Linked DNA regions of Homo sapiens: region 2 is linked to region 1. A link is an interaction called in ENCODE POLR2A ChIA-PET data of the cell type or tissue named here. Cell type or tissue: Panc1. All regions are shown on one strand. Links, peaks and the distances in the headings refer to the core of each region. The heading gives the core; the rest is flanking DNA. Region 1 overlaps BRAP (BRCA1 associated protein). Region 2 overlaps SH2B3 (SH2B adaptor protein 3).

Region 1 (15,460 bases), core at 3,812-11,811:
TATATGGAACAGGCTTCTCGTTTATTAAAAAATGCGGGGTTTCATACCAGATGGATGCCATGTGGAATGCAGTGCTCTCTTCTGATGTCTGTGCACTTGCAGTGTGTGCAGATATCTTCCATTTTTGCCTGTGGAAAGCAATTTTCTTCCATCCAGAGCCTTCGGCTTCTTTGAGCCATTGTGGCTGAGAACTGGCAGTTAGGAACGAGACTGTGTCTAAGCTGGAGATGTTCTATGCTGTGGCCTTGGGCAGGAGTTAAAGGCAAGAGATGTTGAATATGGAGCAAAAAACTCATGAACAGCATGGCGATAACATTCCTTATTTACTGTTATTTGGGAAGATAGTTGCTACTGATTGAAATTACCAGCCAGGCATGGTGGCTTACGCCTGTAATCCCAGCACTTTGGGAGGCTGAGGCAGGCAGGTTGCTTGAGCCCAGGAATTCAAGACCAGCCTGGACAACATGGTAAAACCCCATCTCCACTAAAAATACAAAAATGAGCTGGGCATGGTGGCGCATACCTGTAGTCCCTGCTATTCAGGAGGCTGAAGTAGGAGGATCACATGAGTCTGGGAGGCAGAAGCTGCAGTGAGCCAACATCTCACCACTGCACTGCAGCCTGGGCAACAGCGAGACCCTGTCTCAACAAAAATAAAATTTTGTTAAGCTATTGTAAAAACAACACTACAAAATTAATAGACGTAAAACTTAAAAATTACCCTATACTTTCAGCACCCTAACAAATTGAACAACTGTGTTAAAGAATACAAAGTAAAAACCGGACGGGTTTTTTTTGTTGTTGTTGTTGTTGTTTTGGAGACAGGGTCTTTCCCTGTCACCCAGGCTGGAGTACAGTGGCACAACCTTAGCTCACTACATCTTTTTTTTCTTGAAACGGAGTCTCGCTCTGTTGCCCAGGCTGGAGTGCTGTGGCGCGATCTCGGCTCACTGCAAGCTCCGCCTCCCGGGTTCACGCCATTCTCCTGCCTCAGCCTCCCAATAGCTGGGACTACAGGTGCCTGCCACCATGCCCAGCTAATTTTTTTGTATTTTTAGTAGAGATGGGGTTTCACCGTGTTAGCCAGATGGTCTCGATCTCCTGACCTCATGATCCACCTGCTTTGGCCTCCCAAAGTGCTTGGATTACAGGCGTGAGCCACCGTGCCCAGCCCATCTTTATTTTTAGACAGAGTCTTGCTCTGTCGCCAGGCTGGAGTGCAGTGGCGCAATAGGCTGGAGTACAGTGGAGCGATCTCAGTTCACTGCAACCTCCGCCTCCCGGATTCAAGTGATTCTCCTGCCTCAGCCTCCCGAGTAGCTAAGACTACAGGAGCACACCACCACACCCAGTTAATTTTTGTATTTTTAGTAGAGACGGGGTTTCACCATGTTGGCCAGGATGGTCTCGATCTCTTGACCTCATGATCCACCCGCTTTGGCCTCCCAAAGTGCTTGGATTACAGGCGTGAGCCACCGTGCCCAGCCCATCTTTATTTTTAGAGAGAGTCTTGCTCTGTCGCCAGGCTGGAGTGCAGTGGCGCAATAGGCTGGAGTACAGTGGAGCGATCTCAGTTCACTGCAACCTCCGCCTCCCGGATTCAAGTGATTCTCCTGCCTCAGCCTCCCGAGTAGCTAGGACTACAGGAGCACACCACCACACCCAGCTAATTTTTGGATTTTTAGTAGAGACGGGGTTTCACCATGTTGGCCAGGATGGTCTCGATCTCTTGACCTCATGATCCGCCCTCCTCAGCCTCCCAAAGTGCTGGGATTACAGCCTTGAGCCACTGTGTTCGGCCAGCTCACTACATCTTCCACCTCCCTAGGCTCAGGTGATCCTCCCACCTCAGCCTCCCAAGTAACTGGACTACAGCTGTGCACCACCACCCCTGGCTAATTTTTTTTTCTTTTTTTCTTTTTTTTTTTGAGACGGAGTTTCGCTCTTGTTGCCCAGGCTGCAATGGTGTGATCTCGGCTCACTGCAACATCTGCCTCCGGGGTTCAAGCAATTCTCCTGCCTCAGCCTCCCAAGTAGCTGGAATTACAGGCATGCACCACCATGCGTGGCTAATTTTGTATTTTTAGTAGAAACAGGGTTTCTCCATGTTGGTCAGTCTGGTCTCAAACTCCCGACCTCAGGTGATCCGCCTGCTAAAGTGCTGGTTTTACAGGCGTGAGCCACCGTGCTTGGCCTCTGGCTAATTTTTTGCAGAGACTGTTTTACCATTACAGGCATGGGCCACCACACCCTGCAAAAACTGGAAGTTCTTTTTCACCCTCTAGATCCTGCTATCTAGTGTTAACCATTATTAACCAGTACCAGTGAATATTTCTTCTTCTAGATGTTTAGCTCTGCCCACATAAATATCTCACATGCATAATCTTTTCTCTGCAAAAATAGAATCTAGGTATTCTTTTTGATAAAATATGTTTTTGGATTTTTTTTCATACTAGCACATCTAAATCTATCCTGATCTTTGTAACATCTGCATGCTGTTTAATTGTATGGATGTACTATAATGATTTCTGTTGTGGTGGTTGTTGTTGAAATAAGGTCTTGCTGTGTTGCCTAGGCCAGAGTACAGTGGCGTAATCATAGTTCACTGCAACCTCCAGCTACTGGGCTCAAGTGGTCCTCCTAGTCTGAGCTTCCTGAGTAGCTAGGACTACAGGTGTGTGCTACCATGTCTGCCCAATTGAAAATTTTTTTGTAGAGACGGGGTCTTGCCATATTGCCCAGGCTGGTTTTGAACTCTTAGCCTCAAGTGATCCTCCTCCTTGATCCTGTCTTGGCCTCCAAAAATGCTAGGATTATAGGCATGAGCCCTGCACCTGGCCTGCATAATGATTTTGACCAGGTTCCTATTGATTGTGTCAAGTTGTGTCAAATCTCACACTACTATAAGCAATACTGTAATGAGCATCTTCCTCCATGTCTCTTTTTACCTAATCCTGAGTATATCTATTCTATGGTATAAATTCCTAGAAGTAAAATAGCTGTGTCAAAGGGCATGCAAATTTTTTGTTTTTATTTATTTATTTTTGAGACGGAATCTTGCTCTGTCACACAGGCTGGAGTGCAGTGGCACGATCTCGACTCACTGCAGCCTCCGCCTCTAGGGTTCAAGCAGTTCTCCTGCCTCACCCTCCCGAGTAGCTGGGATTACAGGCACACGCTACCACACCCGGCTAATTTTTGTATTTTTAGTAGAAACGGAGCTTCACCATGTTGGCCAGGCTGATGTTGAACTCCTGATCTCGTGATCCACCCTCCTCGGCCTCCCAAAGTGCTGGGATAACAGGCGTGAGCCACCGTGCCTGGCCCAAATTTTTTGTTTTTATAGATATTGCCAAGTTGTCTTCGAAAGAGTTTATACCAGTTCATGCTCCAGTGCTAGTGTGTAAGTGCCTCTTTTCTCATGTCTCAGCTCTTGGGTGTTCTGATGCATAAAAATAGTATCTCAAATAGTGGGGTTTTTTTGTTCGTGGTTTTTGTGTGTGAGTGTTTTTGGTTTTTGTTGTTGTTTTTTTGAGACAGGGTCTTACTCTGTCAGACAGGCTGGAGTGCAGTGATGCAATCACAGCCCACTGCAGGCTCAAATTCCTGGGCTCAAGCAGTCCTCTGCCTCAGCCTCCCAAGTAGCTGGGTCTACAAGTGCACATCACCACACCCAGCTAGTTTTTTAATTTTTCTTTTGTATAGACGGTGTCTCGCTATGTTGACCGGGCTGATTTCAAAGTGACCCTCTCACTTTTGCCTCCCATAGTGCTGGGATTACAGACATGAGCCACTCTGCTGGGTCTCAGATGGTATGGGTTGTTTGTTTGAGACAAGATCTCGTTCTGTCACTCAGGCTGGAGTGCAGTAGCATGAACACAGCTCACTGCAGCCTTGACCTGCTGGGATCAAGCAATCCTCCAGCTTCAGCCTCCTGTAAATCTGGGACCACAGGTGCACGCCACTGCACCTGGCTAAGTTTTTTGATTTTGTGTAGAGACAGGGTCTTACTTTGTTGCCCAGGCTGGTCTCGAACTCATTTCCTGTTTCATTTACTGAAGCGATCCTCTCGCCTCAGCCTCCCAGAGTGCTGGGATTCCAAGCATGAGCCAATGCACCTGGCCTCAAATGGTGGTTTCATTTGCAATTCTTTACTTATGAGTAAGACTGGACATCAAGAATAGGGCACTCCCAAGTCTAAAGCCCTTTGGTTAGAATAAGTGCCCTTTTTTTCCCCTTCAGCAAATGCAATGAAGTCAGAGTACTTGACTCTCCAAGAATGCCACTTTTCCTCATAACTTCCTTATCACAGCTATCATCTCGAAGGCACCTATTTAACCACTGACTGCAAAACAAAGAAGCAGTAGAATTTTTACCGTCAGTCACAGAATAGTTTCTGCTACTGAAAACTTTCTGATGCTTAAAAAAAAGTGTCTTAAAAGTACATTTGTGGGCTGGACGCGGTGGCTCACACCTGTAATCCCAGCACTTTGGGAGGCCAAGGTGGGTGGATCACAAGGTCAGGAGTTCCAGACCAGCCTGGCCAAGATGGTGAAACCCCGTCGCTACTAAAAATGCAAAAATTAGCTGGGCACAGTGGCAGGCACCTGTAATCCCAGCTACTTAGGAGGCTGAGGCAGGAGAATCGCTTGAACCCAAGCGGCAGAGGTTGCAGTGAGCCAAGATCACGCCACTGCATTCCAGCCTGGGCAACAGAGTGAGACTCCATCTCAAAAAATAAATAAATAAATAATACACTTGTGGACTGGCGCAGTGCCTCATGCCTGTAATCCCAGTACTTTGGAAGGCCGAGACAGGTGGATCACCTGAGGTTGGGAGTTCAAGACCAGCCTGGCCAACATGCCGAACCCCAATATCTACTCAAAATACAAAAATTAGCCAGGCATAGTGGCAGGTGCCTGTAATCCCAGCTACTTGGGAGGCTGAGGCAGGAGAATCGCTTGAACCCAGGAGGTGGAGGTTGCAGTGAGCTGAGATCGTGCCATTGCATTCCAGCCTGGGCAACAAGAGCGAAACTCCGTCTCAAAAAAAAATACACTTGTGTTAAGTAGAGCAAAATTCTTGCTTTGCATAGCTGATTGCGATGGCAGAAAACCATTCTCCCTCACGATGGGAGAAAGGGGTCTGTCCTAAAGGGATTCTGAGGTCATGGTTTCTCTGTTCAATCCCAGAGCAGAAAGGGGACTGTGTCAGCAAATGAAAAATGTGCTTTTGTCTTCCTTTGTTTTTCAAAAGGTGCACTCAGCTAAACACAAAAGTGGCCAAACTCACCAACGAGCTCAAAGAGGAGCAGGAAATGAACAAGTGTTTGCGAGCCAACCAAGTCCTCCTGCAGAACAAGCTAAAAGAGGAGGAGAGGGTGCTGAAGGAGACCTGTGACCAAAAAGATCTGCAGATCACCGAGATCCAGGAGCAGCTGCGTGACGTCATGTTCTACCTGGAGACACAGCAGAAGATCAACCATCTGCCTGCCGAGACCCGGCAGGAAATCCAGGAGGGACAGATCAACATCGCCATGGCCTCGGCCTCGAGCCCTGCCTCTTCGGGGGGCAGTGGGAAGTTGCCCTCCAGGAAGGGCCGCAGCAAGAGGGGCAAGTGACCTTCAGAGCAACAGACATCCCTGAGACTGTTCTCCCTGACACTGTGAGAGTGTGCTGGGACCTTCAGCTAAATGTGAGGGTGGGCCCTAATAAGTACAAGTGAGGATCAAGCCACAGTTGTTTGGCTCTTTCATTTGCTAGTGTGTGATGTAGTGAATGTAAAGGGTGCTGACTGGAGAGCTGATAGAAAGGCGCTGCGTTCGAAAAGGTCTTAAGAGTTCACTAACCTCACATTCTAATGACCATTTTGCCTTCCTGCTTGGTAGAAGCCCCAACTCTGCTGTGCATTTTTCCATTGTATTTATGGAGTTGGCGTATTTGACATTCAGTTCTGGGGTAGGTTTAAGATGTTAAGTTATTTCTTGTAACCTCAAAGGTAAGGTTATCTAGCACTAAAGCACCAAACCTCTCTGAGGGCATAACAGCTGCTTTAAAGAGAGGTTTCCATTGGCTATTAAGGAGTTATGAAAACTCCCTAGCAATAGTGTCATATCATTATCATCTCCCCCTTCCTCTGGGGAGTGGAAGAATTGCTTGAATGTTATCTGAAAAGAGGCCTGGTAGTAAACCAGGCCCTGGCTCTTTACCAGCAGTCATCTCTTCTTGCTCTGGGGCCAGCCAGGAAAAACAAACAACCCGGGGCACATTGGGTAGACTCAGTGTAGGAAAAATGGTGGCAGCTCCACTGTTTATTTTTGGTGACTTCGTACATCATTATGAACCGCAATTAAGGAGGAGGCTTAATGGCTGTTCCCAAACTCAAATCTCAGAGTGGGTATCCTAGCATCTAGCAAGACTGAGTGGGGAGATTTCTCATCCGTGTGAAAATGTAGAGTGAGGCCTCTGACTAGCTAATTGTGTATTTTGTTGGGTTTAGTATTTTCTAAATGTTTACAAAATATTGGGCTGCATGTTCAGGTTGCAGCTAGAGGGAGCTTGGGCAGATTTTCAATTACGCTTTCAAGATATAACCAAAAGCTGTTTCTAAATCCTAAAATTAGAATTTCAACAGAGCCCCCTTTAGAACAGTCATATAACGCTTGTGTGGGCCAACAGAGGGGCTGTGTACTCTCTCTGGAACCATAAATGTCAAATAATTTATAACCTGCAGTAATTGAGCAAACTTAAAATAAGACCTGTGTTGGAATTTAGTTTCTTGAAGAGGTAGAGGGATAGGTTAGTAAGATGTATTGTTAAACAACAGGTTTTAGTTTTTGCTTTATAATTAGCCACAGGTTTTCAAATGATCACATTTCAGAATAGGTTTTTAGCCTGTAATTAGGCCTCATCCCCTTTGACCTAAATGTCTTACATGTTACTTGTTAGCACATCAACTGTATCACTAATCACCATCTGTTTTTGTGGGATGTGCTGCAGCATTTCCCAAAAAACTTTACGTGTAATGTTGCAAAATGAATGTACTCAGACATTCTTAATTTTTACTTAGGGCAGACCAACTCTTTGAGTCTCTCTTGGACTTATATATACAGATATCTTAAGAGTGGGAATGTAAAGCATAACCTAATTCTCTTTCCTATAGAGATTCTATTTTATTTAAAATCTATTTTTACACTAGTTAGAATCCTGCTGTTTTGGCCAAGTACTTGTCTTGCATGTCTGACCTTGCAGAAGCTGGGGTGGATCATAGCATACTAATGAAGAGAATTAGAAGTAGTTTACAAAGCTCGCTCACTCCTCATTTCTCTGTGATCCCTTCTATCCAGTGGCCCCACCACCACCTGGGAAAACAGATTTTTCAGTACAGGTGGGATAAATGCTCTGAAAGGCTGTGCCCAGAGGAATGAGCAAATAGGCAAGTGTTTCCAAACTACTTGGAGGTTTACAAAAAATATGTCCCAGAAAAAAAAAAAATCTTACCAAGATACGTAAAGAAAAAAAAATTTTTTTTTAAACAGTCAAAGAGTCATGTTTGAATTTCACAAAATCACATCAGACAGAAGTTGTTTTCTTCAGGAGGGAAATGAACCACTTAATATACCCATACTACCTTGAACAATGAAATTGAATTAAAATAGCCAAACTTTGAAATTATTCTGCCCCGTGTGAAATGTGTGTCTCTGACTGACATTTGCTTGGGAGCATGTCTCTAATAATCTAAGAAAGTGTCGGCTGGGCACAGTGGCTCAGCGCCTGTAATCCCAGCACTTTGGGAGGCTGAGACGGGCGGATCATGAGGTCAGGAGATCGAGACCATCCTGGCTAACATGGTGAAACTCCGTCCCCACTAAAAATACAAAAAAAAAAATTAGCTGGGCATGGTGGCAGGCACCTGTAGTTCCAGCTACTTGGGAGGCTGAGGCAGGAGAATGGCATGAACCCGGGAGGCAGAGCTTGCAGTGAGCCGAGATTGCACCACTGCACTTCAGCCTGGGTGACAGAGCGAGACTCCATCTCAAAAAAAAAAAAAAAAAAAAAAAGTGGCCTTGATTTAAAAAGCAACGTAAAAATCAGCCCCTTGGTTGGGTGCGGTGGCTCACATCTGTAATCCCACCACTTTGGGAGGCTGAGGTGGGAGGAATGCTTGAGGTCAGGAGTTCAAGACCAGCCTGGGCAACATGGCCAGACCCAATCTCTACCAAAAAAAATAATAATAATAAAAGTTTTTGATTAGCCGGGCATGGTCTTGCACACCTGTAGTCCCAGCTATTTGGGAGGCTGAGGTGGGAGGATCGCTTGAACCCAGGAGTTCGAGACTGCAGTGAGCTGTGATTATACCACTGTACTCCAGCCTGGGCAACAGACCTTGTCTCAAAAAAAAAAAAAAAAAAAAACCCTCAACAATATAGTGAGCATCTAGATTATTCATCTTTCCACTCCCTTCTTCCAGGTTCCCAAACTAGTGAAAAGTAGCTGAACTGGGCAAGGGAAGTCCTAGGCACACAACTCTTGCAAACTAAAAGCACATTTTTTTATTTTTTATTTTTTTTGAGACAGTCTTGTTCTGTCTCCCAGGCTGGAGTGCAGTGGCTCCACCTTGGCTCACTGCAACCTCCACCCGCTGGGTTCAAGCGATTCTCCTGCCTCAGCCTCCCGAGTAGCTGCGCTTATAGCATGTGCCACCATGCCCAGCTAATTTTTTGTATTTTTAGTAGAGATGGGGTTTTGTCATGTTGGCGAGGCTGGTCTCGAACTCTTGACCTCAAGTGATCCACCCGCCTCAGCCTCCCAAAGTGCTGGGATTACAGTTGTGAGTCACCGCACCCAGCCACTAAAAGCAATTTTTACACCTGAGACTATTTCCCACTAAGCTGAGATTGTTTTGGTGGGGGGGTTTGTTCTTGGTGGGAAACCGTCATAAATGTGACTTGCTAGAATATATTGATCAATATATAAACACTGAAGCAACTACCCACTCTCTGCTTGCATGGCAAAGTTGTCCTCCTCAAAAGGGCTGAGAAACTGATTTCCACAGCCAGCTAGTAGAGTGTGGAGAACTTGGCAAATCACGAATGAACAACCTTCTGTCATCGTTTAGAAACCCCTCTCCTAGTACAGTCAGGCTCCACAAGCTACAAATACCATCCATGAGATTTGGCTGCCATGCATGATGCCACGTTGCTTGGGCTGGTGGCATATTTTGGCTTGTGCGATGCCATGGGCTTATCTAAAAAAGGAAAAAGTCACTCTTATTTTCTCCAGGATAAAGCTGAATTAACTGCTGCATAGTGACTCTGCTGCATCACTTCTCTTGGCAGCAGAAGGGAAATTAAAAGTCTCTTAAGAATCAGCTGCACCTTAACAGTGCTGGGGGTCCTTTAAACTACCCAGAGACCAGGCTGTCACCTTAATCGAGTTTAGGAAGCCACCGAGTATTCTGTGGCAGACCTTTTCTGTTGGCCAGTCCTTTTCATGCTTCCCTGTGAAAATTCTTGAAATAGAGACCCAGAATACCTATAAAATGGTTGCACCAACAGATGCAGCTTTTTTTTTTTTTTTTGAGACAGAGCCTCACTCTGTTGCCCAGGCTGGAGTGCAGTGGCGCGATCTCAGCTCACTGCAACCTCCGCCTCCTGGGTTCAAGCAATCCTCATGCCTCAGCATCCCAAGTAGCTGGGATTACAGGCACACACCACCATGCCTGGCTAATTTTTGTATTTTTTGTAGAGATGGGGTTTTGCCGTGTTGGCCAGGTTGGTCTCGAACTCCTGACCTCAAGTGATCCACCTACTCGGCCTCCCAAAGTACTGGGATTATAGGCATGAGCCACTGTGCTCAGCCATTTTTTGTATTTTTTGTATTTTGTATTTTGGTAGAGATGGGCTTTTGCCATGTTGGCCGGGCTGGTCTCAAACTCTTGGCCTCTAGTGATCTGCCTGCCTCGGCCTCCCAAAGTGCTGGGATTACAGGTGTGAGCCACTGCGCCTGGCCCAGATATAGCTTTGACAGTAAAGAGTGAAGCAGTAAGAGGGAGAAAAGCCTGTCCTTTAGGAACCCCAAGTTTTATCCTAGAGCCAAGGCCAAGTGTCTGCTTCTCCTCTGCAAGGTGAAGTTGATTTTGCACCTCCCACCCTCACCCACTGGCCTCCCCCAAACCCTGTTCTGTAGTCTCCCTGGAGCAAGTGAAAAGCATTATTTGCATTTGGGTATTAGTGAACTTCAGGGAAGTTACATAAGGCTTTTAATTTTTACTGGAGTGGGGGCTGGCCTCTTTATCCTGATTAATTGCCATAATCAACAACTTCTTTCTTTCTTTCTTTCTTTTTTTGAGATGGAGTCTCGCTCTGTCCCCCAGGCTGGAGTGCAGTGGCACCATCTCAGCTCACTGCAACCTCTGCCTCCTGGGTTCAAGTGATTCTCGTGTCTCAGCCTCCTGAGTAGCTGAGATTATAGGTGCATACTACATGCCCGGCTAATTTTTGTATTTTTAGTAGAGATGGGGTTTTGCCCTGTTGGCCAGGCTGGTCTCAAACTCTTGACCTCAAGTGATCTGCCTGCTTCGGCCTCCCAAAGTGCTAGGATTACAGGCGTGAGCCACCACGCCTGGCCATCTTTTCATGTTTTAGTGATAACCTTTCTTTACCTTGTATTCCTGAAACTCACATGTTCACAGACATTTACGACCATAGGGTCTATCAGACATTAATTTGGAAACTTGTACTTCCAGAAGCCAAAACAATTTCAGAATTATTGTAGCTAGTATGCTTTTCATGAACATTGAGTAGTCTCTCCCTATAATTCTGGAAGCTTAGGAGGACATGAAAGAAAGGGGTTCTGCAGTTGGTTCTTAATCTGGATTTTGCATTCTTGCTGCATGAAAGGAAGAAATGAACAATCTTGTTTTGTACAAGATGATTGCCGTCTTTAGGGCCTAATGTTGAATTGCTTCGAGTGAAAAACTCACTGGAATCATCTGGAAAATGTGGTTTTGGTACTTGGCACGGAGCTGCACTGGTGCAGATAACATTTGTTACTCTAAGGCTAATTACCACACTTACTAAGTGAACTGAAGCAGCTTTGTTTCTTTTCAGACCTTTTTCTAAATCCCCTGACCCAAGACTCCTTTCCGATCCAGCTCAAGATGGCCTTGAAACAAATGCAGGGAGGTTTGTCCAGGAGGGGAAGTCCAAGAGTGAAATTACATGCAAGATCCCAGAACGTGAACGTGTACAGCACTCAGGATAAATCTGGGTGTTTTGTTTGTTTGTTTGTTTTGGTTTTTTTTTGAGACCAAGTCTTGCCCTGTCACCCAGGCTGGAGTGCAGTGCAGTGGCTGGATCTCGGCTCATTGCAACCTCCGCCTCCTGGGTTCAAGCGATTCTCCTGCCTCAGCCTCCCAAGTAGCTGGGATTACAGGTCCCCACCATCACACCTAGCTAATTTTTGTGTTTTCAGTAGAGACGGGGTTTCATTATGTTGGCCAGGCTGGTCTCGAACTCCTGACCTCAAGTGATCCACCCACCTTGGCCTCCCAAAGTGCTGGGATTACAAGCATGAGCCACCACGCCCAGCCTGGGTGTTGTATTTTCAAAAGATAAAAGCAGGCCAGGCATGGTGTCTCACGACTGTAATCCCAGCATTTTGGGAGACCGAGGCAGGAGGATCACCTGAGGTTGGGAGTTTGAGACCACCCTGACCAACATGGAGAAACCCCATCTCTACTAAAAATACAAAATTAGCTGGGCATGGTGGCACATGCCTGTAATCCCAGCTACTCGTGAGGCTGAGGCAGGAGAACCGCTTGAACCCAGGAGGCAGATGTTGTGGTGAGCCAGAGATCGCGCCATTGCACTCCAGCCTGGGCAACAAGAGTGAAACTCCATCTCAAAAAAAAAAAAAAAAAAAAAAAGTAAAAGTAAATCTACAGCACTAAGCATAAATGCCAAATAGGAAAAACAGTTCCAACTTGGCCTCTGTGAGGATGTCTTCTGCCATTTTTTTTGCCCAGAAGAAGCAGCAGGTTCCAGACCAGATTTCCTGGTACATGTGTTTCCTAATTTAAAAAGGAAGAGCCCAGGCTAGGTGCTGTGGCTCACACCTGTCATCCCAACACTCTGGGAGGCCGAGATAAGAGGATCGCTTGAGGCTGGGAGTTCAAGACCAGCCTGGGCAACATAGACCTTGTCTCTACTAAAAATTAAAAACAATTAGCCAGGGGTGGCGCATGCCTGTAGTCCCAGCTACTCAGGAGGCTAAGGCAGGAGGATCTCTGGAGCCCAGGAGTTCGAGCTTGCAGTGAGCTATGATCGCACCACTGCTCTCCCAGCTATATCAACTCCTGGTTCTAATTCTCAATCCCTTGATTATGGCCCAATAGGCAAAAGTTCAGGTTTTCCCTAGAGAACTGGGAGAACTCAAGTCCCCTGTAAAAGAATGAGATGTTTCCGGCCGGGTGCGGTGGCTCATGCCTGTAATCCCAGCACTTTGTGAGGCTGAGGCGGGCGGATCACCTGAGGTCAGGAGTTTGAGACCAGCCTGGCCAACATGGCAAAACCCTGTCTCTACTAAAATACAAAAAATTAGCCGGGCATGATGTCAGGTGCCTGTAATCCCAGCTACTCAGGAGGCTGAGACGGGAAAATCACTTGAACCAGAGAGACGGTGGTTGCAGTGAGCCGAGATCACGCCACTGCACTCCAGCCTGGGCGGCTGAGCGAGACTCTGTCTAAAAAAAATAAATAAATAAAGATGTTTCCACAACTTAAGAAACTCGCCTGTATCAGTTTACATCATTAGCATAATGCTTAGCACTAAAAGGCTTCAGTGCTAACTAAAAAGAAGGGACAGGAATTAATTTTACAGGCACAACAGATTACAGAGAAAGACCTAGAAGTTAAGACATGTAAGCAGAAAATTTTAGGAGGAAAAAGGAGAGTTGCTATCTTGGAAACACTCCAACAGAGAGCAACCAAATTGTGACTTATCACACGCAGCCAGAGGGTCTTCCGGCAGCATTTTTTAGGAATTATCTTTTGTGATAGAAGCAACCTTAGCTGTAGCTGTATTCACTCATATTCTAACTGATCAGTTTCTGCTCATGCAGACACTATGAGCCCAACTGTTTGCAAAAGGGACAGCAAGAGAGGAGCCACGTGGCACTCCCCCACCTCCCCACCCCACCTGTCCTTGGGGAAAAAAATTAAGATCCTCTTTTCAAAATGCCTGCCTCAGGAAAACAGCTTCGTCGCATTTGTTTCCATGCTGCGGAAAATCAACACGAACTGGCTTTGATCCCAAACAGGGCCAACTGCAGGGCACTGAGGATTCCACAGCCAGGAGGAATGCGGAGGCCTCTCCCCCAGCACATTCGACTTCAATTATGTGGGAACACGCCTGGGCCGGGGGCTGATGCCAGAATTATCCTGGCTGAGACGGAGGAGGCCCCGTGCTGTGGCCTAGAATCTTTCCTAAAAGTCCATGCGGGATCTCTCGGTTGCTGCCAATCCTGCACTTTCTCGTTGGCGAGATTCCTGGCTCTGTTTGGCTAGAGTAATGCTACGGCTCACTCCTGTCCTTTTCTTCTCACTGCGGCCCCTCTGCCCCTCACCATTGTCAATCAGAATGCTCCACCGCTTTCAAAAACAGAACAGTCCCCCCAAGAAATCATCCACACCATCCCTTCCTCCTTCTCGGTTAGCTCCGTTATGGCCCACAGGAGAGGGCTGCCTTTTTGGTTAACTCTTTAAAAAGTTTCCTTTTCACCTTCTGACATAACATTCTCGTGGGAAGGGAGGTAAGGGATGCTAATGAGCCTCACTGGATTACCGTTAGCGTGTGTGAACCCAAGTGGACTAGGAAAATCCCAGCAGGACATCCCTATGAGGGGCCTCTTTTCCAGCACTGGTTGTCCTAATCAGGCAAGCCAGAGCGGTAATCTAGAGACCCCAAACCTGTGTTGGATTTTAGTAGGACGTAGAGCCGAGATAGCCCCTTTGCACTTGCTGAGAATGAAAAATGGAAGTAAGCCCTGTCCTGCGGTTTTGATGTGTTTGATTACACTGCTAGCTCACACAACCTACCGCCCAGTCATTGTGCTGAGCACTTGCCTTGTATGTTTCATCCAGTCCTCACAACAATCCTGTCAGGTCCTACGGTGAACCCATTTTACACAGCAAGAAACTAGGGCGCAGTGGAAACAGGATGGGACTCGACCAGCACTGACTGAGGTCACATAGCTGGTAAGTGATAAAGGCCATTCTCTCTCTCTTTTTCTTTTTTTGCAACAGAGTTTTGCTCTTGTCACTCAGGCTGGAGTGCTATGGCGGGATCTCAGCTCACTGCAACCTCTGCCTCCTGGGTTCACGCAGTTCTCCTGCCTCAGCCTCCTGAGTAGCTGGAATTACAGGCACCTGCCACCAGGCCCAGCTAATTATTTTATTTTATTTTTCATAGAGGCAGGGTTTCTCCATCCATGTTGGTCAGGCTGGTCTCAAACTCCTGACCTCAGGTGATCCACCTGTCTTTGCCTCCCAAAGTGCTGGGATTACAGGCGTGAGCCACTGTGCCCAGCCCTCTCACTCTCTTCTTTTTTTTTTTTTTTTTAGAGACAGGGTCTCACTCTTGCCCAGGCTAGAGTGCAGTGGTGTGATCATGGCTCATGGCAGCCTCAACCTCCCTGGACTTAAACGATCCTCCCACCTCAGCCTCCTGAGTAGCTGGGACCACAGGAGCGTGCCACTATGCCCAGCTAACTTTTTCTTATTTTGGGGGTCTCCTATGTTGCCCAGGCTGATCTGGAACTCCTGGGCTCAAGTGGTCCTCCCACCTCAGCCTCCCAAAATGCTGAGATTATACACATAAGCCACTGTGCCCGGCCCTTTTTCTTTTCTTTTCTTTTTTTTTTTTTTAATAAACAAGGTCTCTGTCGCCCAGGCTGGAGTGCAGTGACGCGATCATAGCTCACTGCAGTCTCAAACTCCTGGGCTCAAGTGATCCTCCTGCCTCAGCCTCCTGAGTAGCTGGGACTACAGGTACACCACCATGCCCAGCTAATTTGTTTGTTCTTGTAGACATGGGATCTTGCTATGTTGCCCAGGCTGACCTTGAATTCCAAGTGATCCTCCCACCTCCGCCTCCCAAAGCACTGGGATGACAGTTGCAGTCCACCACACTCAGTCAATTCTCAATCTTGACATCATCTAACCCCAAAACCTGGGCTTATCACCACTCTGCTCTACTATCTCCCCTAACTTTGGGACTTGGGAATGTAAAAGACACAGCTCCTAGTTCGATTTTGTTGTTTTGGGAAAGGAGAGTACTGAGTTGAGGCCACTTTTGTGTGAGTCCAGGGTCCTGAACATCCACCCTCTGCCAGCCTTCCCTTTTTTTTTTTTTTTTTTTTGAGAAGGGGTCTCTAGCTCTATTGTCCAGACTGGAGCACA
Region 2 (11,899 bases), core at 549-8,548, 230 kb after region 1:
AGTCATCCTCCCTTCTCAGTCTCCCGAACAGCTGGGACCACAGGCACGTACCACCACACCTGGCTAATTTTTTATAGAGATAGGGTCTCGCTAAGTTGCCCAAGCTGGTCTCGAAGTCCTGGGCTCAAGCGATCCTCCTGCCTCGGCCTCCCAAAGTGCTGGGATTACAGGCATAAGCCATTGCACTCGGCCTAAAAGTTCTTTTTTAAGAGGGCCTAGTTCCCTCTGGACACTCTGTGGCCACCAGCTGGAAAGCCATCACACCTCCCCAGCCCGCGCTCTCCCCAGGGTGAAGGCGAAGGGCGCAGTGCAGTGCGCAACCCCGCGGGCAGGGCTTACTTACCTTGGGTGGGTCGAAGAGCTCCAGCACGCGGTCGGGGCCATCGGGGCCCGGGGCCCGGCGCAGCGCCAGCCTCCCGCGCTGCCAGCGTGCCCCGCTGTCCATGGAGGCCTCGTCGGCCAGGCTGTAGCGCAGCACCGCCTCCTTCAGCGCCTCGGGTGGCGGCTCCCGGGCCAGGCTCCAGGGCAGGAACTTCTTGGCCAGGCCAGGCCGGGCGGGGGTCTCAGCAGCCTCTCCGGGGGTCCCGGGGGCGGCAGCGGTGTGGGCCGCTGGCAGCTCCCCGGCCGAGCGGCGGCGGAAGATGTGGCGGAGGCTGCGGCGAAAGTGCTGGAAGGAGCAGGGCCCGGGCGGCCGCGGCGGGGCCAGCTCCTCAGAGCTGCGGGCCTTGGGCAGGCCAGGGGCGGCGGGGCCGGGGCCTGGCTCCGGGGACGCCTCGGCCTTGGCTGGGGGCCCACGGCCTGTGTCCCGGTAGTCGCGGCCCGGCGCCCGTCCGTCGCGCACCTCGCGGCAGAAGTAGCGCTGGAAGAGGTCGGTGAACTGCAGCGACACCAGCTCGGCGCGCAGCGGCGCGTGCTGCGGATGCTCCCGGGCGAACAGCCAGTACTGGCGGGCCAGCTCCCGGGCCGCCGCTACGGCGTGCAACTCACAGAACTCGCTCCAGCCCCGCGGGGCCGCCGCCGGGGAGGCTGAGGGCGCGGAAGAGGGCGAGGAGGGCTGCAGGGCAGGCCCGTTCATGGCGGAGACCCAGGTGGTGCGGCCGGGCTGAAAGACACGTGGGTGGGGGGGCGACAAGGAGTAAGCAGGTGGGCAAGCAGGTGTAGGCCCCATTACACACCGGGCACCACAGCAGAAATCCAACGCGACCATAACACCCAGTGCTGGTGAAGATGCAGGGAAACATGCACTCCCCTACCAAGTGGCATTCTGTAAGGGGCATGGCCAATTTGGCAGAATTGATTCTAGACTCTGGAATCCTGCTTTTGAAGTACAAAAACCATATGATCATTTCGATAGATGCAGAGAGAGTATTTGACAAAATTCAACATATCTTTATGATAAAAATTTTCAACAAATTAAGCATAGATGGTATGTTGTACCTCAACACACTGAAGGCCCTATATAAAGGCTGAGGTCGGAGGCTCAGGCCTGTAATCCCAGCACTTTGGGAGGCTGAGGCAGGAGGATCACTTGAGCCCAGGAGTTTGAGACCAGCCTGGGCAACATGGTGAAAGCCCATCTCTCCAAAAAAACCAACACAAAAATGAGTTGGCATTGCAGCACGTGCACCTGTAGTCCTAACTACTTGGGAGCCTGAGGAAGTCAAGGCTGCAGTAAGCCATGATCAGCCATTGAACGCCAGCCCAGGCAACAGAATGACTCTGTCTCAAAAAATAAATAAATAAATAAATAAATAAATAAAATAAAGGCCCTATATGACAAGCACACAGTTAACATTGTACTTAATGGTGAAAAGTTGACAACTTTTCCTTTAAGGCCAGGGATGAGAAAAGGATGCCCACTCTGGTCACTTCTATTTAACACAGTACTGACAGTCCTAGCCAGAGCAATCAGGCTCTAGGAATCCCACTTTTAAGTATTCAAGAGAAATACTTGCTCCCTGCTACATATTTCCTGCTAAAACGTTTATAATGGGGAAAAACTAGAAACAACCTAAATGCCCACCAGCTGGAGACTAGTGAAAGAATCTGGCCCATCTATAGGCTGGAAGACTGCATCAGGGGGAAAGAGTGAGGAAGACCCACCCCACCACCTCTGGGAGAGCTCCAGGGCTATTCACTAAGCGAAAAAGCAAACGGCAGAACAAGACACCCTAGACAATCCCATTTACATGAACATACATAAAACCAAACTACTAATGTTTATGTGTACACAAACATTTTGTAAATGGTGGGCAAGAAAGGTCTGGCAGAAGCAAACTCATCCTGAAACAGTGGGTACCTCTGGGGAGGAATCAGAATTGGGATGTGGGGATGGTGGGGAAGTAACCAAGAAGCCTGTTACTGCTTATCTCTAGCAAGGATGGCTAAGAACACAGATTCTGGAATGTGGGTTCAAATCCCAGCACCAGCCACGCGCGGTGGCTCATGCCTGTAATCCCAGCACTCTGGGAGGCCGAGGCAGGTGGATTACTTGAGGTCAGGAGTTAGAGACCAGCCTGGCCAACGTGGTGAAACCCCATCTCTACTAAAAATACAAAAATTAGCCGGCTGTGGTGGCGGGCGCCTGTAGTCCCAGCTACTTGGGAGGCTGGGGCAGGAGAAATGCTTGAATCCAGGAGGTGGAGGTTGCAGTGAGCTGAGATGGTGCCACTGCACTCCAGCCTGGGTGATAGAGCAAGACCCCGTCTCAAAACAAAAAACAAAAAAACAAAAAAAAAACCAGCAACAACTTATTAGTTATGGGACCTTAAGTGACTTACATGATTACTCTCTACCTCAGTTTCTCCATCTGTAAGAGGGGAACCATGATCATGCCTACTTCATAGGCATATTATGAGCATGAATTGATAGCTGTAAAGCCCTAGAACGTAGAAAATGCTTCATAAAGACTGGCTGACATTGTTGTTATTTCCATGTTGCGGTGAGAGTATATTATTGGTGTCTAAAAAATAAACATAGGGCCGGGCACGGTGGCTCACGCCTGTAATCCCAGCACTTTGGGAGGCCGAGGCAGGCAGATCACGAGGTCAGGAGATCAAGACTATCCTGGCTAACACGGTGAAACCCCATCTCTAGTAAAAATACAAAAAAATTAGCGGGGGGTGGTGGCAGGCACCTGTAGTCCCAGCTACTGGGGAGGCTGAGGCAGGAGAATGGCATGAACCCGGGAGGCGGAGCTTGCAGTGAGCCGAGATCACGCCACTGGACTCCAGCCTGGGCAACAGAGCGAGACTCCGTCTCTAAATAAATAAATAAATAAATAAATACATAAATAAATGGGCCGGGGGCAGCTGCTCATACCTGTAATCCCAGCACTCTGGGAGGCTTAGGTGGGTGGATCACCTGAGGTCAGGAATTCGAAACCAGCCTGGCCAACATGGTGAAACCTCGCCTCTACTAAAAATACAAAAATTAGCTGGGTGTGGTGGTGTGTGCCTGTAATGCCAGCTACTCGGGAGGGTGAGGCAGGAGAATCACTTGAACCTGGGAGGCAGAGGTTGCAACGAGCTGAGATCATGCCACTGCATTCCAGCCTGGGTGACAGAGCGAGACTCTGTCCTGGAAAAAAAAAAAAAAAAAATCACACACACAAAAACAAAAACAAAAATAAATATAAAACAAAAAATAAAAAGGAATAAATTAACAAAAGTCACGGGGGTCCAGAGGGATTTCCTGCACTGACAGGGGACCCTCAGGACTAGCAGACCTTTGCCTGCCCATCTCAACTGGGGCATCCTTCTCCTCCCATGGCCAGAGGGCCTTTCCTTAGGCACAACATCACCAGAATGGCACTGAGACCCCCCACCCCTCTGCTGTCCACGGTGCAGAACAGTTGGGACCTCTGTGGGCACCATCCTTCCTTCCTCCTGACCCTCGCTGGGCCTGGGCCCCTGCTGGAGACCACATATCCATGTCGCTCTTCAAGATGGAGAAGAAATGCTCTCCCTACTCAGGCACAAAACTGGGCCCCAGATCCCTGATATCAGCACACCCTGAATGAACAGCAGTGCCACTCCAGTGACTCCCTCCCTGGGCAGGGGTAGTGGCTGCACAACACAAGCTACAGAGCCACAGGGGCCTGGGTACATTTGCTGCCTCCAATCACGCCCTCCTTCATCCTCTCTTCAGGTGTTACTGAGGGCCTACTGTGTGCCAGACACCAGGCTAGGCCCTGAGATACCACGGTGAACAGCACAGACGAACACTGCTCTCCCAGGGCTCACATTACAAAGGGGGACACGTATTGGCTGTGTGGCTCCTGATGCCTGACTCAACCTCTCTGAACCTGGATTTCCTCATCTGCCAACCAGGTGGCAGCATGGCATCCACCTTGTAAGGAACCCATGAAAGGGAATGCAAGGTGGAGATGCGAACCTACAAATGGGGTTCTCTCTGCCACACACCCCTCCACAGGCACCGTCTCTGCATGTGGCCATGTCCCGCTGGGCATGTCTGCAGGGCAGTGGCAACAAAGGGTGCCCCTGTCACATGAGGCCATGGTGGAACCCCCACAGCCGATCTCCACAAGAAACCCCAAAAAGCACAAGTAGGTGCCTCTGCCCTCGATGGAAGGGGGCCATGCAGAGTCGACAATGTTTTTTTTTTTTTTTGAGACAGGGTCTTGTTCTGTCACCCAGGCTGGAGTGCAGTGGCATAATCATGGCTCACCGCAGCCTAGACCTCCCAGGCTCAAGCTATCCTCATCTTGGCCTCCCAAAGTGCTAAGACTACAGGCACACACCACGACACCTGGTTAATTTTTGTATTTTTTGTAGAGATGGGGTCTCACTATGTTGCCTAGGCTGGTCTCAAACTCCTGGGCTCAAGCAGCCCTCCCACCTTGGCCTCCCAAAGTGCTGGGATTACAGGCATGAGCCACCGTGCCCTGCTACAGTCGACAGTTTTGTACATCACAGGGTCCTTGGGACCCGCACACAGTAGGTACTTTGCACACAGTAAGTAGTCACTAAAAGCTGTCAGGCAGATGGGAAGGGAGAGGGAGGGGCCACATCTGCCCTTGGCCACCATGTTCTTCCTGTCCCTGAAGGGGGGAGGGTCTAACCCCTGCATAAGGGCACCTGTTCTTGGTCAATCCTACTGTTCCCCACACCCAGCCTTGACACAGGTGAGACAGGCGCTGCCCTCGTGGCTTGGAGGATGCCCAGAGAGCTGTGATTCCAGACCCAGGCTCCTGCCCCACCTACACGATCTGCCGCTAGTCACGCCAGCTGCCTGTGGGTGTTGGCATGAGCCATTCCCTCTGCCCTGTCTGCTTCCAATTGCACATAAGAGAAGCCTCTTCTGAGCTCCCAACTGAACTTGACCTTCAGCACACTGGTCACACATTATCACTTGACAGGATGCTTTTATTAGTGACTATCTCTCCAACAGACTGAGTTCCATGAGTCATTCCCTGCTTCATCTCCAGCTCCTAGCATACAGCAGGAGCTCAATGAATGCCTCTTGAATGAATGAACATATGAATGCAAGAGATCAGTTGGATTTGCAAACTCTTGCTCTCCCGGCAGATGCGTGGCAACCAGCATGAACCAACCTCCCCCGCCCCCTGGGCCGTCCTACCTTCCGCACAGTCCTGTATGTCAGAGTCTTGAAGCCCAACTGCAGGGCCAAACCCTGGCAGGAGCCTTCCTCAAAACAGCTGCGCCCACTCCAGGTCCCTCACTGCCCAGGCAACGGCTGGGAACCCCCCTCATTGGGCCCCTTCCACCAGTCCTCCCATAAGAACAATGGCATTTACTGAGCGTCTGCTACACATCAGACATTTTTCTTTCTCTTTTTAGAGACAGGGTCTCACTCTGTCTTCCAGGCTGGAGTGCAGTGGCACAATCATAGCTCACTGCTGCCTCGAACTCCTGGGCTCAAGAGATCCTCCTGCCTCAGCCTCCAGAGTAGCTGTAACTACAGGCTCATGGCACCATGCCAAGATCATATCAGGCATTTTTCTAACTACTTTTACAAAATATTACCTCTTCCAAGGTTCCTAACAGCCCTAGGAGGTAGGTCCAACGATTACTTCCATTTTACAGATGGGGAAGCTGAAACAGAGCGGCCCCATAGCTAGTGATTATAGAGACCCCCACACAGAAGGGACCCCCAAAATGTCTGATCAGTGCCTAAATGCACACAAGAAGGGCTCACTTCCCAATGAATGCTTATTGGATGAATGAGTGAGTCCCAGAGGAGAGAATATAAAAGTCTCATTCAGCTCCAGCTGGAGTCAGGAGTCGGCAGTAGCTCTGTCCAGGTCCCAAACCCACCAATGATCAGGAAAACTGTCACAGGGCAAAAGGAAGAAAACAAAAATGAGAGGCTGGGCTCAGTGGCTCACACCTATAATCTCAATACCTCGGGAGGCCAAGGCGGGAGGATTGCTTGAGCCCCAGAGTTCGAGACCAAGCTGGGCAACATGATGAAACCCTATGTCTACTATAAATACAAAAAAATTAGCCTGGCATGGTGGCTGGGCCTGTAGTCCCAGCTACTCAGGAGGCTGAGGCGGGAAGACTGCTTGAGCCCAGGAGGTCGAGGCTGCAGTGAGCTGTGATCACACCACTGCACTCCAGCCTGAGTGACAGAAGCAGACCATATCTCTATAAGAAAAAAAGAACTGATGTCTGCAGTGTGCTTGGCATGGGGCTCATAAGTGGCTGCTGCTATTTTCTTACTATCACTGTTAGAAAAGAGCTCCAGCCTCGGAGTCAGGCTCGCCCGCCATGGGAAGCCACAGGGGGGCCTGCCTCATGGGCTGGGCTCGGGGCGTCATGGGGAGCTGGAACAAAAGATCTTCTCAGGGGAGAGGCGGCTGCTCAGGCTGCTCCGGGCAGGAAGTTGCCAGCCCAGAGCAGTCAGCTGTAGCCCAAGCTATGGAAGGGACTGTACCAGGGAGGTTTTTTGGCCAGGAGGGCAGCCAGGCCACAGGAAGGTGGATCCCTCCCTGACCCTGGCCCAGGCAGTGGCGTTTATTGAGTGCTTACTATGTGCCAGGCTCAGAGAAAAAGCAATTGATCAGATGGTGACAACCCTGGGATCAGGGGCTGACAAGCTGTGGACAGGAAGCAATGATGATCACGCCAGGGGGACCTGGGGCCCTCAGGCTTCGACTGTAGGGTATGAGTTGGGGGCAGGGTGTCTTTGGGACACTTCTATCCCAGCACAGAGCTTCGGGGGAGCCTGGTCAGCCAGAGAAATAAACCACCTTCCCCACAGAGGGGCCCTAGCACCCAGGAGACCCCCCTCACCTGCTCAGGCTTCCTTCTGGGGCAGGAACCTCCCAGCTATGGGGGTCTCCAGGGTTTCCCCAAATCCTGCAGCCAGGTGAGGGGCAGGATGATGTGCAGAAGGAATAACTCAGCCTGGTGCATCCTTGTCCCCCACCCCCAATTCCCTCCCTGCAGCAAATACATGAAGGCAGCTAGCTGCACGCCCACCAGCTGGGGCTGGGGGGTGTCTGCATCTCAGGACCCCAAGCTCAGAACACAACCGGGTCCACCAAAGGGCTATTGAGGGCCTCGAAGCAGCAGTGGTACCTGGTGCTCCCCAAGAAGCACAGCCAGCCCCAGGCACCCTGGAGCCACCAAGTCGGTGAGAAATCGCAGGACCTTGAATCGCTGGGAACCTGGCTGAGCTGTGGGGTCCCCTTAATCCATGCCCCGCTGAGATCAGGGCTTCTCAGCCTCTCCTCTATCTAATCACCCTGGATAATAGTATAATTCGGGAGGCTGAAATTTTCCTTTTAATGATCAGGCCCACATGCAGAGAAAGCCTTTATCCATGGTAGGAATTCCCCTGCTGAGGCTTGGGGAGGATTTTTTTTTTTTTTTCTTTCTTTGAGACAGGTCTGACTGTCACCCAGGCTGGAGTGTAGTGGCATGATCACAGCTCACTGCAACCATGACCTTGTGGGTTTAAGCAGTCCTTCCAAGTATCTGGGACCACAGCCATGTGCCACCATACCCAGTTTTTTTTTTTTTTTTTTGGTAGAGACAGGGTCTCACTATGCTGCCCAGGCTGGTTTCAAACTCCTGGGCTCAAGTGATCCTCCCACCTTGACCTTCCAAAGTGCTGGGATTACAAGTGTGAACCACTGCTCCCAGCCTGGGGAAGATTTCTTAAAGTGTGGTAAATGAAGTTAAATTGGGCCAGTCCAGAGCCTCCACTCTCCCCTGCCCCAGCTCACAGATATAGGCAGGAAGTCTCACACCTTCAGAGGGGACACTTCCTCCAGGGAGGCCTCCTGGTTGAATCTAGGCCACAAGGAACATTTCTATCTTCCCCATGCCTAGCACCAACTGTTCATAGAGTCCAGACCCTGTGGCCTAAGGAGGCCCAGAGAGTTGTGGGATTCTGACACACACTGCCTGGCAGGCGGCCTGCTGCCCTTTCACAGCATTCAAGTTGCCAGACGCAGAGATGCCCACGGGAAGCAGGGGGCGAAGGCAGGGTCCCTGGGGAGGCAGAGAGGTGGGTTCTACCCCAGGCCACGGGGCAGCTGGCTGGACACTGATGCACCCTTGCTGGGGTCACCTTGTGCCCCGGGGACATTTATCAGGCCAGCACAGTCTGCCAGAACAGGAAATGTCCTCTGGCTTCCTCTGCCCACACCGCCAGCCTGACATCCCAGCCACCGCCCCAGCTAGGTTTCAGGAGGTAGGGAAAGCCAAGAACCATCTCCCTGCGGAGAGGCAGCACCATCAGAATCCCGCACGCCCCCCATCCCAAGGCCGTGGCTTCTTCCTTTCACTGCCTCTGGGTTGAGGGCAGACAGGGGAGACCCTAGGAGGGCAGCCTGTGGGTGAACCTCCTCCCCACGTGCTACTTGGGGACATCAGGAGGGACATGCGTAAGCCCTCAATTACCTCGCCTCTCGCAGCATACACTGCCCTCTCTGGGCCTCTCCTCCTTGAGATGACACCAGTGTGTGAGCTCTGAAAGGGCAGATCCCATGTCAGAGGTCCCCTTGTGTGTCCACCTCCCTGATTGATCACATTCCCAGTCTCCCAGCTGGGGCCCCCCATTGGGCGCCTGTGAGTCAGCCCCTGTGAGGAGGGCATAGACTTCCTTCCTCCCAGGCCTCCCTGGGGACACATGTCCTGGGCAGCAGCCGGCTCCCCACTGGCCAGCCGGGGGGTAGCCACATCCGGGTGGGCCCCCAGGGGCTCCAGGCCTGGCTCACAAGGAAGCCTGTGGCCCGGCCCTGCTGGCCGACCCCTGACAGGGTGGCGTGGGAGGAAAAATCTTCTATCTAACTGCTCAGCTGCCGGGTTTCCGGCTGGGGCGGGGAGTGGGGGGGCACCAGGAGGACCTGTTCCCCTGGGGAAGTGTCCTCTGCCCCTGCTGGGAGGAAGGATGGCTAGTGGTGGCCAGCAGAACCCTGGAGCCCTGGTAGAGGGATGCTTGTCACCCCGGCAGCAGGGCCCCATTGAGCAGATGTCCAGTGGTGGCCTGGTCCTGCTGCCAGGCCTCAGGACCTGCTCAGTCTCCAAGGGATCTCAAGCCCCGGGAAGCTGGGGAGGTGGGGTGCAGGACTCCTGGGTCCAATAAGGCCTGACTCAGCAAGTGACCCCGGCTGAGTCACTTCCCCTGGGCAGCCTGCCCGCCTCAGTTTCCTTGGGAAGGGTGGGTAGTGAGGAATGGGGCCTTGCAGGGAATGAGCAGCTAGCACTGCACCTCTGGACTCGCCGAGGCAGGCGTCTCCGGTCTGCCAGACGGCAGCGGCTTCCTGCCCTGCCTCGTCAAAGATGCTGAACGCCCGCGGGCCCTTGGGGACCGTTTTCCCAGGAAACCTGGCAATTAAGTGCCAGCCCCTATTGGGCATGAACAGCAATGGCTTGCACTTATTGAGTGCCAATTGCATGCCGGGCACTGTGCATGCCTCCTTTTCTCAAAACCACCCTAACAGGGAGTTGGCAACCCCCCTATTTCATAGACAAAAAGACCTGTGGCTCAGAGAGGCTAAGGGACCAGCCCAAGATCACACAGCCAGAGCAAGTACAGCCAACACAGTTCCAGTCCTGACACTGTACTTCACACACCCAACCCTGGGGAGGCTGGAACTCTTGGCTTCCATCGGGCAGGCGAGGTCCAGATCAGAGAAGCCAGGTAACCTGCCTAGGACCTCACACCTGGAAGCTGGCAGAGCCCAGATTTGGCCCCAAAGTCCATACTGCTACCAGGGAGAAGTGGGAATTTAGCAGGAAAAGCCTCTTGTTTTATTAATAGCAATAATATCTACTATTGTTAATTGAGTGCCAGGCTCAGCGCTCAGTGCCTTATGTGCCATGTCACAGCAAGTGCACAGCTGTTAAAGCCTTTCACAGATGTTGTCTCAATTGCCTCAGAGAGCTTAAGTGATCAACCCAAGGATCCCCAGCAATGGGAGACCCTCATGAACACCAGCCCTCAGAAGGGTGTGGGGTCATGTAAACTGGGTCCCAAAGGTGTTTCCAGCAAAAGGAGCTGTATTGGCCCAGACTGTGGGACAGCTCCCTACTATGTCCCTGAGACCCCCTTCACTGACCCTCCCCACCTTGGCTGGGGAGGGCACCCGGTCTCCCCTCACCACAGACAGGTGGCACTGAGACTGGCAGCGAGGAGGTCCCTCCAAGTGCCTCCAGCTCTGCTCCACCTGGGATATGGAGAATGTCTGGGGGTGGCACAGCGGGAGCCAGAAATCCAAGGGCCCAGCAGTCCTGTGGGATCTGATTTGTACTCAAAAGTTCTATTTATCGGAGAAGGAGGATCAGGCCCAGGTTTGAGAGGCATGGGGGTGGGGGTGGGGGGATGAGGAAAGAAAGCCAGCAGAGCTAACACCCACAACAAAAAAGATCATTCCGGCCCCAAGGCTACTTCTTCTCTTCCTCCTGACCAAGCCACTCTGGACACTGTGAATTCACTCATTCATGGTTCCCATGACTCTAGGAAGTAGGTACTATTAGCACACCCATTTCACAGATGAGGAAACTGAGGTGGGGCAGTTAAGCAAGGCCTTATAGCTAAGGAAGTGCCCAGATCTTCAAAATTCTGCTCCCAAAGACCCAGGAAATTCCAGTGCTATGTATGCAAGAGATGCTCAAGGGAGACTACTGAAGGAACACCTCATAGCCAATAACAGTAACACTAATGAAGGCAATGATAAAATCACCACTACCACCACCACCACCTGCAACTGAACCTCTCTTTGCCAGGCAGCAGGTGCTCATTACACACTGGCTCATTAAATCTCCACTGCAAACCTGTTACTCCCCCATTTTACACAGAGGGAAACTGAGGGCAGAGTCACTTGCCCACGCCTTCAGCTGAACGAAGGCAATAGGAGTAGCAAAGCACAGTCTCCAGGACCCTCCTCACTATCCTCCTCCACTTCCTGCTGAGCCCCTGCAGACCCTGAGCCCCCAGCTGCTGATGCTCTGAGCCAGCCCCTTCCCAGCTGGCCGCTCTGTGGCCCACAGGGACTCACAAAAGTTCTAGGAATGCTCACCCTTTGGCTCAGAAGGATTTTCCCTCCCAGAGGGGGTAGTGGGAAAAGGCTCAGGAAAAGTGCACTAAAAACCCTTCCAACTTCCCCCAGTAGGCCCTGGCTCTCATCCTCCGAGCCCAGCCTGCCCAGGTGGCCTCTGACGGCTCTCCCTCCACGAGGGCAGGTCCCGAGGAGCCTCCAGAGCTGTTTCCACTCAGGCAGCCAGGTCAGTGATGGGAAACCCAGACACAACCTGCGCCTGCATCCCTGGAGACCCACAGGCCCACTGCCCTGGCAGGGGCCCTGAGGCCTGGCTGCTAGCCGGTGTTAGGGAACTGTCATCTCCCCGGCGAGGGGCTGCGGGTCAGATCTCGGTCCCTCCTGCCACCAAAGCTGGCCTTG

Evidence for each region. ChIA-PET counts read pairs that join two places held together with the same protein. Peaks named below come from ENCODE experiments on the same cell type or tissue, not always from the same donor. Only the 100,000 strongest peaks of a DNase experiment are listed, where the experiment ranks them.
Region 2: POLR2A ChIA-PET joins it to region 1 with 15 read pairs; 3 of 35 experiments call an interaction of 5 or more read pairs at or near these places.

Annotation. Positions count from the first base shown.
Region 1 is chr12:111,634,359-111,649,818 of GRCh38, reverse strand. It overlaps BRAP (BRCA1 associated protein), which reads left to right. Exons shown (of 12, transcript NM_006768.5): 12 at 5,257-7,673. The coding sequence ends at 5,620. It overlaps LOC124903020 (a long non-coding RNA gene), which reads right to left and starts at 861. Exons shown (of 2, transcript XR_007063463.1): 1 at 524-861; 2 at 1-244. RefSeq lists an enhancer at 13,797-14,400. In Panc1, for the core only: no CTCF peak of the experiment used is centred there; no DNase peak of the experiment used is centred there.
Region 2 is chr12:111,407,322-111,419,220 of GRCh38, reverse strand. SH2B3 (SH2B adaptor protein 3) reads right to left here. Exons shown (of 8, transcript NM_005475.3): 2 at 344-1,102. The coding sequence starts at 1,075. Among named protein-coding and RNA genes, the nearest start is that of SH2B3, 7.3 kb to the right of the region's middle. RefSeq lists enhancers at 855-1,554, 5,175-6,022 and a silencer at 9,115-9,264. In Panc1, for the core only: no CTCF peak of the experiment used is centred there; a DNase peak (open chromatin) is centred at 5,438; H3K4me3 peaks cover 921 bases; H3K27ac peaks cover 3,521 bases.